2 separate regions of the Mus musculus genome follow, and region 1 is linked to region 2. A link is a loop called in an ENCODE intact Hi-C map of the cell type or tissue named here. Cell type or tissue: gastrocnemius. All regions are shown on one strand.

Region 1 (5,000 bases), 360 kb after region 2:
ATATTTTCAAGCCATGATTAAGTAAAGAGTTTTGTGTGAGACAGAAACCAGAAATCAGAAATCTAGGTGAACATACAAATTGCACGTGCATGTGTGCACACACAGACACACACACAGACACACACACAGACACACACACACAGACATACACAGACACACATAGACACAGACATACACAGACACACAAACACACAGACACACAGACACACACACACACACTGGGGGGTTGGAGGAGGACTGTGTATCATGGTACATTCCATTGATCTCAGCACACAAGAGTTGGAGACAGGAAGATCATGAGTTTGAGTTTGAAAGCAGTCGGGCTGTATAGAAATTCGAATGCCAGCCTCATAGTGAGAGCTGTCTCAAAGTAAATGAGTAAATAAGATGCCAAGGGATGTAGTTCATTTGGTAGAGTGAGAGCTGAGCATGCCCACGAAGCCCGGACTTGATCTCAGCACCATAAGAAACCAGGTATAGCGGCATAAGCCTCTAATACCAGCGCTCAGGAGGTAGAAGCAGGGAAATCCAAAGTTCAAGGTCACCCTGGGCTACATGAGATCTTATATTAAAAAACTAAACACATTATTTTTTAAAGATTTATTTATTTATTTATTTTATGTGAGTGCACTATAGCTGTCTTCAGACACACCAGAAGCGGGAGTTGGATCCCATTTCAGATGGTTGTGAGCCACCATGTGGTTGCTGGGAATTGAACTCAGGAATTCTGGAAGAGCAGTCAGTGCTCTTAACCACTGAGCCATCTCTCCAGCCCCAATACATTATTTAAAGAAGAAGAAGAATTAGAAGAAGAAGGAGAAGGAGGAGGAGGAGGAGAAGAAGAAGAAGAAGAAGAAGAAGAAGAAGAAGAAGAAGAAGAAGAAGGAGGAGGAGGAGGAGGAGGAGGAGGAGGAGGAGGAGGAGGAGGAGGAGGAGGAGGAGGAGAAGGAGAAGGAGAAGGAGAAGGAAGGAGAAAAGGAGAAGAAGAAGAAGAAGAAGAAGAAGAAGAAGAAGAAGAAGAAGAAGAAGAAGAAGAAGAAGAAGAAGAAGAAGAAGAAGAAGAAGAAAGAGTTAAGAGTATAAAACCATCTTGAGAAAAGCCAGATACATCCTCATTAGAGTCAGCTGTGTGAGATGTTCTGTCCCTGTCTTTGTTTCATTTCCTGTGGGTGATATAAAATACCCCAACCAAAGCAGCTTAAGAGAGAAGGGGCTTCTCTGACTTACAGGTCCAGGATGCAGTCCACCCTTGTGTGGCAGCTAAGGTGGCCGAAACCCGAAGCCTTTACTCATATCACACCCTCCATCAAAAGCAGGGATCAATGAATTTGCATGCACACTTATCCCAGCTCACTTCCTCTTTCTATACAGTCTAGGACCCAAATCCATTTAGACTGGGTTTTCCCACATCGATTACAGTAATAAAAACAATCCCCTGCAGGCATGCTCACAGATGACCTAATCTAGGTAATCCACCATTGAGATTCCCTTCCGGTAACTTTAGGTTCTGTTAAATTGGCAATTAACACTAAATCATCACACGCCTGACGTCAAGGGTGTGCCCCTCCTGCCCGAGCAGGTTCTGGCCAGCCCTGATACTTTAAATCTTTAATAACAGAGTCATAGGTATGTGGGTGAGAATCCAGTTTCTTCCATTCTTTTGTTGTTCATCTGGCCTCCTTCTCATTTTCCTCAAGTGGAGCAAGAAGCAGAAGGCATTGAGGTCCACATGAGGGTACCCCGATAGTTGCTGTGCTAAGAGTTACTCATGGCCCTGACACTCTACCCATTTCCTTAAGATGTTCTTTTAGAGTTCTGGGAGATAAAACGTGATGTAATATGCCTTGACAGTCTAGGCCCCTCAGTCCTTGTGAGACCTTCTTCCTGCTCAGGACGAGCATCTACCTGGCATGGCATTTTCGTTTGGTGAAGACACCAGACTCAGAACCAGAGGACAGGGCTCTTCATGAGCAACAATAGCTTAGAGTTTACAATGTGAAGCAAGGAGCTGTCTAAGACTGTGAGATTCCCCTAGACCTCCCAGTAGCGGGGCCATTAGGGAGACTGAAATAGAATCTCAATATGACCCCTTTGGTCAAAGAATTTGTCCAAGAAAACAAAACAAAACACTTCTGAAATCCCAGCCACAAGGAGTCCAGCATAACAAGGTCCTGTTGCAGACACATAGGTGCCTGTGCTCACGTTTGTACATATATATATATTTACATGTGTGTATATATGTGTGTATATATATGAAAAAAGTTTACTTTCTAGAAGCTAATTTCATCTAATGCTGCCCTCTTGTGGCCAATTGGAAATCTTACCTCTGAATTCTGAAAATTTCAGTCTTTGCCACTTTGGAACACTTACCAGGAGCTAGGAGGGCACTGGCTGGCTCACATTAGTTACGTTTTTAGGAATTTCATGGGTTTTGTTTTGTTTCGTTTCTTTTCTTTGTTTGTTTGTTTGTTTGTTTGTTTGTTTGTTTGTTTGTTTGTTTTGAGACAGGGTTTCTTTGTGTAGCCCTGGCTGTCCTGGAACTCACTTTGTAGACCAGGCTGGCCTCGAACTCAGAAATCCACCTCCCTCTGCCTCCCGAGTGCTGGAATTAAAGGCGTGCACCACCATGCCCGGCCTCATTTTTTGTTTTAAATGTTCGCCCTGGGAATTTAATCCAAGGCCTTGAGCATGCTAGACACATGTTCTATTCAGCTATGATCCAGCCCTTTGAACTGTTTTGTTAATACTTTTCTCTCTTTTTCTGTTTCGTAATGTTGATTTTTGGGTGGGATTGGAGCACGAGCATCCGGAAGTTAGAGGACAAGTTTTGAGAGTTGGTTTTCTCCTTCATTCACTAGGATTGGTGCCAAACTCCCTTACTCCCTGAGACATCTTTCTCCCCCAGTCGGATTGTTAGGTTTTGTGTGTTTGATTTGGTTTAGAGCAGTAGTCCTTAGCCTTCCTAATTCTGTGACCCTTTAATATAGTTCTGTATGTTTAATGGCTAATCTTACTCCAACTCAGCAGTTATTAGTCCACAGGACTAAATGAGGAAAAATCCACAACTGCCAAGTGTCAGACATTGCACCGCAGGCCACAGACATGCACAACCCAGCCCTGCTCGTAGGAACTAGTAGACTGGAAGAAAAAAAAAACTTGAAATATTTTTGTGGTGCTGAGGATACAGGTCAATAGTAGAATGTTTTCTCAGCCCTGGGTTCAATCCTTAGTATAGAAGAAAAAGAAGAAAGGGAGATATGGGTGGAAGGAAATACGGAGGGAGGAAGGGAATGAGGGAGGGAGGGAGGGAGGGACATTTGTTGAAAGTCTAAGATGGAGATATGTAAGCAGAAGGACATTTAATCTACATGGGAATCAAAAGACAGCTGACTGAGCTGGTATACTCTGAAGTGTCAGATAAAACGAGCCAGGAAACATCTCCTGGAAGAGGAAGCTGGGGCACCTATGGAATTGTGAATCTGTGTGGTGATGTCTGAGAGAAGGTTGAGTTGTAGGACATAAAATGAATGGGCACCATGGCCACAATGATACCACACTGCCCAGACAGTCAGAAATACTGTCATGGAAGATGAGGCCGCATTGAGGAGCTGGGCCAAGATGCTGATGGTGGTGGCACCTCAGATCACCTCACCTAGGAGAGAAACCGTTATCTTGGCCTTCTGGGTGATCTGCTGCGTAGAGGCTTACCGTGGGCAATGTGTTGACAATATGATTGCATTATGGTGGAATAAATCCACATAGAAGTTGGTGACTGTGCTTTTGTGGGTCTGTGGATCTGAGTGAATGGAGGAAACAAACCAAGGGGTATAGAAAAGAATTGAGCAAATTAGTATGACTGGTAAGCTGGATAAAAAGATGGAGTATGGAAGAAGGATGAGTCAGAGAGGGGCCGTGGGTTTCTCAGACAGGGAGCCTCTGTAGCCACTACATCCTACAGTGAAATGCAAATTGGGGGTCTCAAGCAATGCATCCCTTAGAGGTTAGCCACAAGCATAGCCCAGTAGGACATCTTGCTCAGACCCACTCAGCTCTATAACCGGCCTAGAGTTAGTTGTGTTGTGAGATGACCTTCTGTTTGTTTGTTTGTTTGTTTGTTTCTCAAAACACTGGGTTGAATTGCCAGTGCACAGAGCAGAGACTGAGTGCACAGCCAGTGTTGGGCCCCTGGGTGGTTGCTGGAGCTTGAGGCTGTTTTTCGTCAGGTGGGAGGGTAACAAGATTCTGAAGTAGAACTCCAAGTTAGACTCTCAGCTAGGGGGCTCAAGGGGACTGTTCAGATGGAATGGGTTTGGGTGGAGACCATGTTGTTCTCAGTATACAATGGCATGCATGGCTGTGACAGGGTTATTCTTCTTCCAGGAGGAAGAGCAGAAGAACCATCTAGCAAGCTAGAAAAGTCAGAGCCCAGGCAAGCGGATGGGAATCACAAAGCTCAAGCCAAATCTGAGACGCCAAGCATTCACCTAACGGCTGTTTCCTTCTGATCCCTGGGTTTCTAGAACATTCTGAAGTCACAGGACATAACAGCAACTCTATCACTAAACTGGACTTTGCCATTGAAGAATAGGATCTAACCACTTCAGCACAGCAGTTCTAAAGCTTTAATGGGAGAGAGGGCCCAACAGTGCTCTGTGTGTTTTGTTTTTGTGTATATCTGTTGATGGGAGCTGAGATGGTGTGGTCACTTTTCATGTAACATATAGTATAGAAAAAGTAGCTTTAGGTTGACTTCATTGTTACAACCCAGTTTGGAAAGCCCAAGTAAAACTCAGCACTAATGTAAATAATTCCTCCTCCTCCTCCTCTCTCTTTTCATCCTCCGCTCCATCTTCCTCTTCTTCCTCCTCCTTTTCCACCTCCTCTGTCCCTACCCACCCCCACCCATCCACTTTCCTTCTTCCTTTCTGCTCTCACAAGCTCATCCTAGCTACACGTGCATGGCTGGCTCCTTTTTCAACCTCTGTTTGCCTAACTGGCTC
Region 2 (5,000 bases):
CTGTCGAGTATCGTATGCATGTGCGCTCCTCTTTCCTGACTATTGCTCTTATTTAATTCCATTAGAAGATTTTCACCTGTAATTATGTGTGGCAATCAAAAGGGTAGAAATCAATATTATAAAGGAATATTCTTTGAAAATAACCCAGATATGTCCAGTGCATCTTACTCCCACCACAGCGCCCAGACCACTCTGTGCTTACCTTCCAACTTCCTGGGAAATTTGTCAATGGGTTTATTCCTATTGGTAAAAGTAGACCTGAAAATTGTCTCTCAGTCATCAGAATCTATGGACACTTAAAAAAAAACTGGTCCACCCCCTGCCCTTCTTGGCTTTGTAGCCTGGTGTCTTTTGCTTTCTCTTAAATGCCCTTTTGTGTCACAGACCTGGCCACAGAGATTTAGCTGTTTACAGGGACCTCTGATTATAAATCCTCATCCTATGCATTCCTGTTGGCCTAGTGACTCTACTTATGAAAAACAGTAATTGTGTATGAGAAGTAAGTATGGCTGAGGCCAATAATTATTCATGCTTGTTTTTATTTAATGTGCGAGGATTCGGGGTGGCTATACAATCCAGATGTGTGAGCTTGCTTTGTAACCCAAGGTGATCTGAAAATGTCAATCTTCCTGCCCCAGCCTCCAGAGTGCTAAAATTACAGGTCCACACCACCAAGCCAACTCATCCCTCCTTTTCTTAATGAAATGAGAAATTATTGGTCCCCAGCTATGTTCCAAATATAGGGAAGAGAAAAGTCAATTGGCAGCATTAAGGCCCTTAGCTGTTTCCTCCCTAGTGGGAGAGATAAACACTTTCACTCACGTTTGTGAGTGAGGTATGCCTAGATTAGAACTGTCTGCAAGAGTGTGACAGACATGCTAGGTCCTCCGAGATACCATCACAGTACACAGAGTTGTTTCTGTGGTTATCAGTAATCTCATGTGATATCTAACAAGGTCAGCAGCAACCTGGAAACGAGCCAGACTCATGAACCAGAACAGCCAGGATAAAGCCCTGGACTCTGAGTTGGGCTGGACAGTTATCAGAGCATCAGATTAAAAGGAGCCACGTGGGCCTTTACGTGAGAACATTCAGAGCCCTTCCCTCTGCCTCTGGTTCTAAACAGGAGTCTACCTACACTGAGCCTGCCTTGGTTTTGACTAGGATGCTCCTGACAAATCCTTTCGGACTCTCTCTCCCCCCACCTCTGAGTGTAGACCATCTGTAGAGTGCTAGAAGTTGGATGTTGCGGCACAGATGGAAACAATCTCTCCAGTTGTGCGAGCAAGTGATGGGAGACACTGTCCAGTCTGTGAATACAAAGGGGGGAGGGGGGAGAAGAAAGGAGGGGGAGGGAGAGAGGGAGGAAGTAGTCAGAACTCAGTACGGAGACACTGCATTAAAAGCCACTGATTTCCTGGTTTGACATCTCGGGATCACAGTTTTGCCTTGTACCAAAGAGCCAGCAAGAGCAAGAGCATCTCCCGCTACTCTTCTGCAGAATTTTAAGTCTTCTTTGCTTCTTTCGATGCAGAAGAGAAGTCAGAACATCCTAGCTGAGGGAATATTGTCGCAAACTTTTATCTCCACATTCTCAGTCCTGCAGTCAGGGTTTCACACACATTAGGTGCAAGGGAAGTGTTGGGGATTTGATTTCTGCTTACATAGGAATTTGCACGTCCACTGCTGGTCCCTGCCAAGGTTGGTTTGTTGACTGGTCAATAAAGAGCCAGCAGACAATGGCTAGGCAGGGGGATAGAGGCGGGACTCTGAGGATTCCCAGAGAGGAACACAGGACAGAGAGAAGGAGAATCCCCAGGGCAGAAGGAAGGAAGAGGGTACAAACATGAGAGCCTTGAGAGCCACGGAAGACAGAGAAGCAGCCATGTAAGAACCACGGGAAAGCAGTCCCGGGCCACTCCCCATTTGGATCTGGGGTAGCAGAGATGCAGGATAGATTTTAGAAAGTAATAACTCAAGAATATCTGAAGTGAGTGTGTTAGCCACAGGGAGGTTCAGGAGTGGCCCAGCCATTGGGCTACTTAAGGCATATTTAAAATATCGCAGCGTGTTTGTTGTCTTTCATTCGTGAATACAGAGCACTCTGGCTGGTCCAGGGGAGCCTCGAGTACCCACCTGGGAGCATGGAGCGGTTTTAATACGAACTGCTACAAGAAGGAAGGAAGAGAAGCAGAAGAGGGGAAGAGGGAGGGAGGGAGGGAGGGAGGGAGGGAGGGAGGGAGGGAGGGAGGGAGGGAAATATATATATATTTCTCTTCTGTATATATACACTGACTGGGTTCATCACTTGAGTCAATGCTAAGATAGACCTGAGAAGAGCATCCCAAGGAAGGAAGGGTTGTTGTGGCTCACAGTTCCAAGGATGCAGTCCACAGTGGGAAAGGACAGCAGCTGTGTGGGGCAGCGGGTCACACATTCTGCATTCAGGAAGCAGAGTGGTGCCTGAGGCTGCTCAGCTCTATTTCTCCTCTGTTCAGTCAGAGACTCCAACCCAGACCATTCAGGGTGGGTTCTACTTCAATTAATATAATCTAGATAGTACTTTACAGACAAACCCAGGTATCTGTTTCCAGAATGATCCTAAATCCCATCAGGTTGAAAATAAAGATTAGCCTTCACACACACACACACACACACACACACACACACACACACGATACACATCACACTACCCACCATACACATCTCACACATACACACATATACCATACACATCACACACACCACACCATACATATCACACACATGCACACACACCATACACATTACACCATATACACCACACACATACCATATACATCACACATACCACACATATACACATACATGCACACACACCATACACATCACACACACTCACGCACATAACTTGAGGCTAGATCACCACTAGAGGGCAGCAGAGGAACGTGACAGAAGATGCTACTGCCGTCGAAAACGTTTTGTGAACCAAAATGAACTGGATTCTCCTGCTTCCTTCCTTCCTTCACCGTGAGCATCCTTCAAGGGAAGCTTGAGGGCAATCTACAAGAGTAATCCCAGCACTCAGGAGGCAGAGGCAGGCGGATTTCTGAGTTCGAGGCCAGCCTGGTTTACAAAGTGAGTTCCAGGACAGCCAGGACTATACAGAGAAACCCTGTCTCAAAAAAAAAAAAGAGAGAGAGAGTAATAGAAAGATGTCTAGCCAAAGGATGGTACGATGCAAGGACAAAATGTCACAATAGAGCCCATTATTACTGTGTACAATTAATAAATACTAGTGAATGGGGTGTATTGTAGGAAATAAAGGGGAAAACCTGCTTGTCATAAAGTGATTCAGAGCCCTGACAGCGAGCCTCTCAGGTCATGTGATCAAGGACTCTCAGTAGACAGGTCTTTGTGGAGCTCTTTGCCCTCCTGAGCTCAGTCTCTTCATCAATGAAAGGATCGTATTGATTGTATTCACTGGGTAAACACTCAGGTCACACAAACAGACCAGTGCAAACCTCCCTGAAACCAGCAAAGAACACTACAGATGACAGTGCAAATACTGTTGCTGACAGAGAGTTTGGGGTCATGGTCTGCTCAGTTCTCTTACAATTCCCCAGGAAGAGCCACAGATAGTAGGTTCTAGAAAGGAGAGAGCTGATGAGCAATGCTTTCAGCACCTAAGAAGATGTTCGCCAACCAGGAGATAGTTGTTGCTGAGTTTCTTAAATGCTCCCGTGCAGAAGACCCATAAACTTACCAACTGAAGTGAGCTTCACTCTTGTCATTTACCAAGTGAGGAGTGGCATTGTCCATGGGTATCTGAGACATGGTCAGTCTCCTGATATGGTACTCACCCTCCCATGTTGTAATGCAAGCTGTCTACTCTCCTATGTCACTTCCTCTTCCTGACACTTGCAAGAGAAGGGGTGGGGGCTGGCTGTTATTTTTCACTACCAGTAATTCCTCTGCAGCCACCTGCTGTGTCGCAAGGTTTCTAGAATCAACCAACACACCATGACGTCTTCCCCCTAAGATCAGGGAGTGAAGAAGACAGAGAGTAGACTGTAGCTAACTGCGTAGGGCACTAAAAGGGGGTCATGTTGTAAATTAAGGAAAGCCAGGGCAGAAGGATTTGGGTGTTTTGGTGAGAAAATTTAGGAAGAGAGTTATGAGGGACATCTCCATGTGGTCACTAACTCAGCTCAGATCTAATGCAGCGATCCAACCCCGGTTCCTTCTGCTGGCCTAATAACTTCAACGCTGCTTTTTCTCTCCAGTCTCATGTGCACCTCACGAGATGTGCGCTCAAATTTGTTTCCACATACTAGCGGCAGAAAAAAGAACACAAAACTCTAGCACTTACTTCTCCCTCCATCTCTACTCGGTATGGTCCCCTCTGTGTCAGACATTTTTCACAGTGACAATTTGATTGGACCTAGAGTTTTTAAGTTCAGATGCAGGTACCCTAAATTCAGTTGCCTCCGTGGCTGGAATGACCACATCCCCGCTCTACCTAGAACACTCTTTGCTCATGAGTTTGGGGAAGTAACCAAACCAGCCCACCAGACCATGCTAAACAAACAACCCAAGGGAAGGGCCAGGCTTCCTGGAAGGCTAAAGGGCTTGCACTGATGCCCGCCTTTAATCGCGTTTGAGCCATTTAAACCACATGATGGCAAGCTTCCGCTGCCCCTCCCCTACAGCCCAGCCTCCCGCTTTTTCTCTTGCTGTGCTTCCTCATCTCATGACGCTGGCAAACCTTCAGGCTGCTTATTCAACCTGTCGCAAGACACTCTCTGTGCCAAAGAAAAAGAAAGAGAATGAAGGGGCCCTGTGCTGGCTCCAGGGCACTGGCTGCCAGGCTAGCCCAGGATGATGCAGCCCAAGGCCCCATCAATAGCTGGAGGCAAGCAACACAAACGAGCCTTCTGATTCAAAGTCTGCACCTAAGGAAAAAAAAAAAAAGAAGGAGCTAATTCTTAATGTCATGATCCTGTGCATCCATAGCCGAA

Evidence for each region. Hi-C counts contacts between places; a loop is a spot of excess contacts. Peaks named below come from ENCODE experiments on the same cell type or tissue, not always from the same donor. Only the 100,000 strongest peaks of a DNase experiment are listed, where the experiment ranks them.
Region 1: it touches region 2 in a loop (2.9-fold over the local background); 14 of 42 quality-filtered maps call a loop at or near these places.

The regions. Positions count from the first base shown.
Region 1 is chr2:11,685,378-11,690,377 of GRCm38, forward strand. Il2ra (interleukin 2 receptor, alpha chain) reads left to right here. Exons shown (of 8, transcript NM_008367.3): 8 at 4,381-5,000. The coding sequence ends at 4,405. All of the region lies in intron 1 of Gm39760 (a long non-coding RNA gene), which reads right to left. Among named protein-coding and RNA genes, the nearest start is that of Gm39759, 5.7 kb to the right of the region's middle. In gastrocnemius, a CTCF peak has its summit at 2,301 (motif pointing left); no DNase peak of the experiment used is centred here; H3K27ac peaks cover 264 bases.
Region 2 is chr2:11,328,774-11,333,773 of GRCm38, forward strand. No RefSeq gene overlaps it. Among named protein-coding and RNA genes, the nearest start is that of Gm13293, 8.2 kb to the right of the region's middle. In gastrocnemius, a CTCF peak has its summit at 2,897 (motif pointing right); DNase peaks (open chromatin) are centred at 997, 2,921 and 4,728.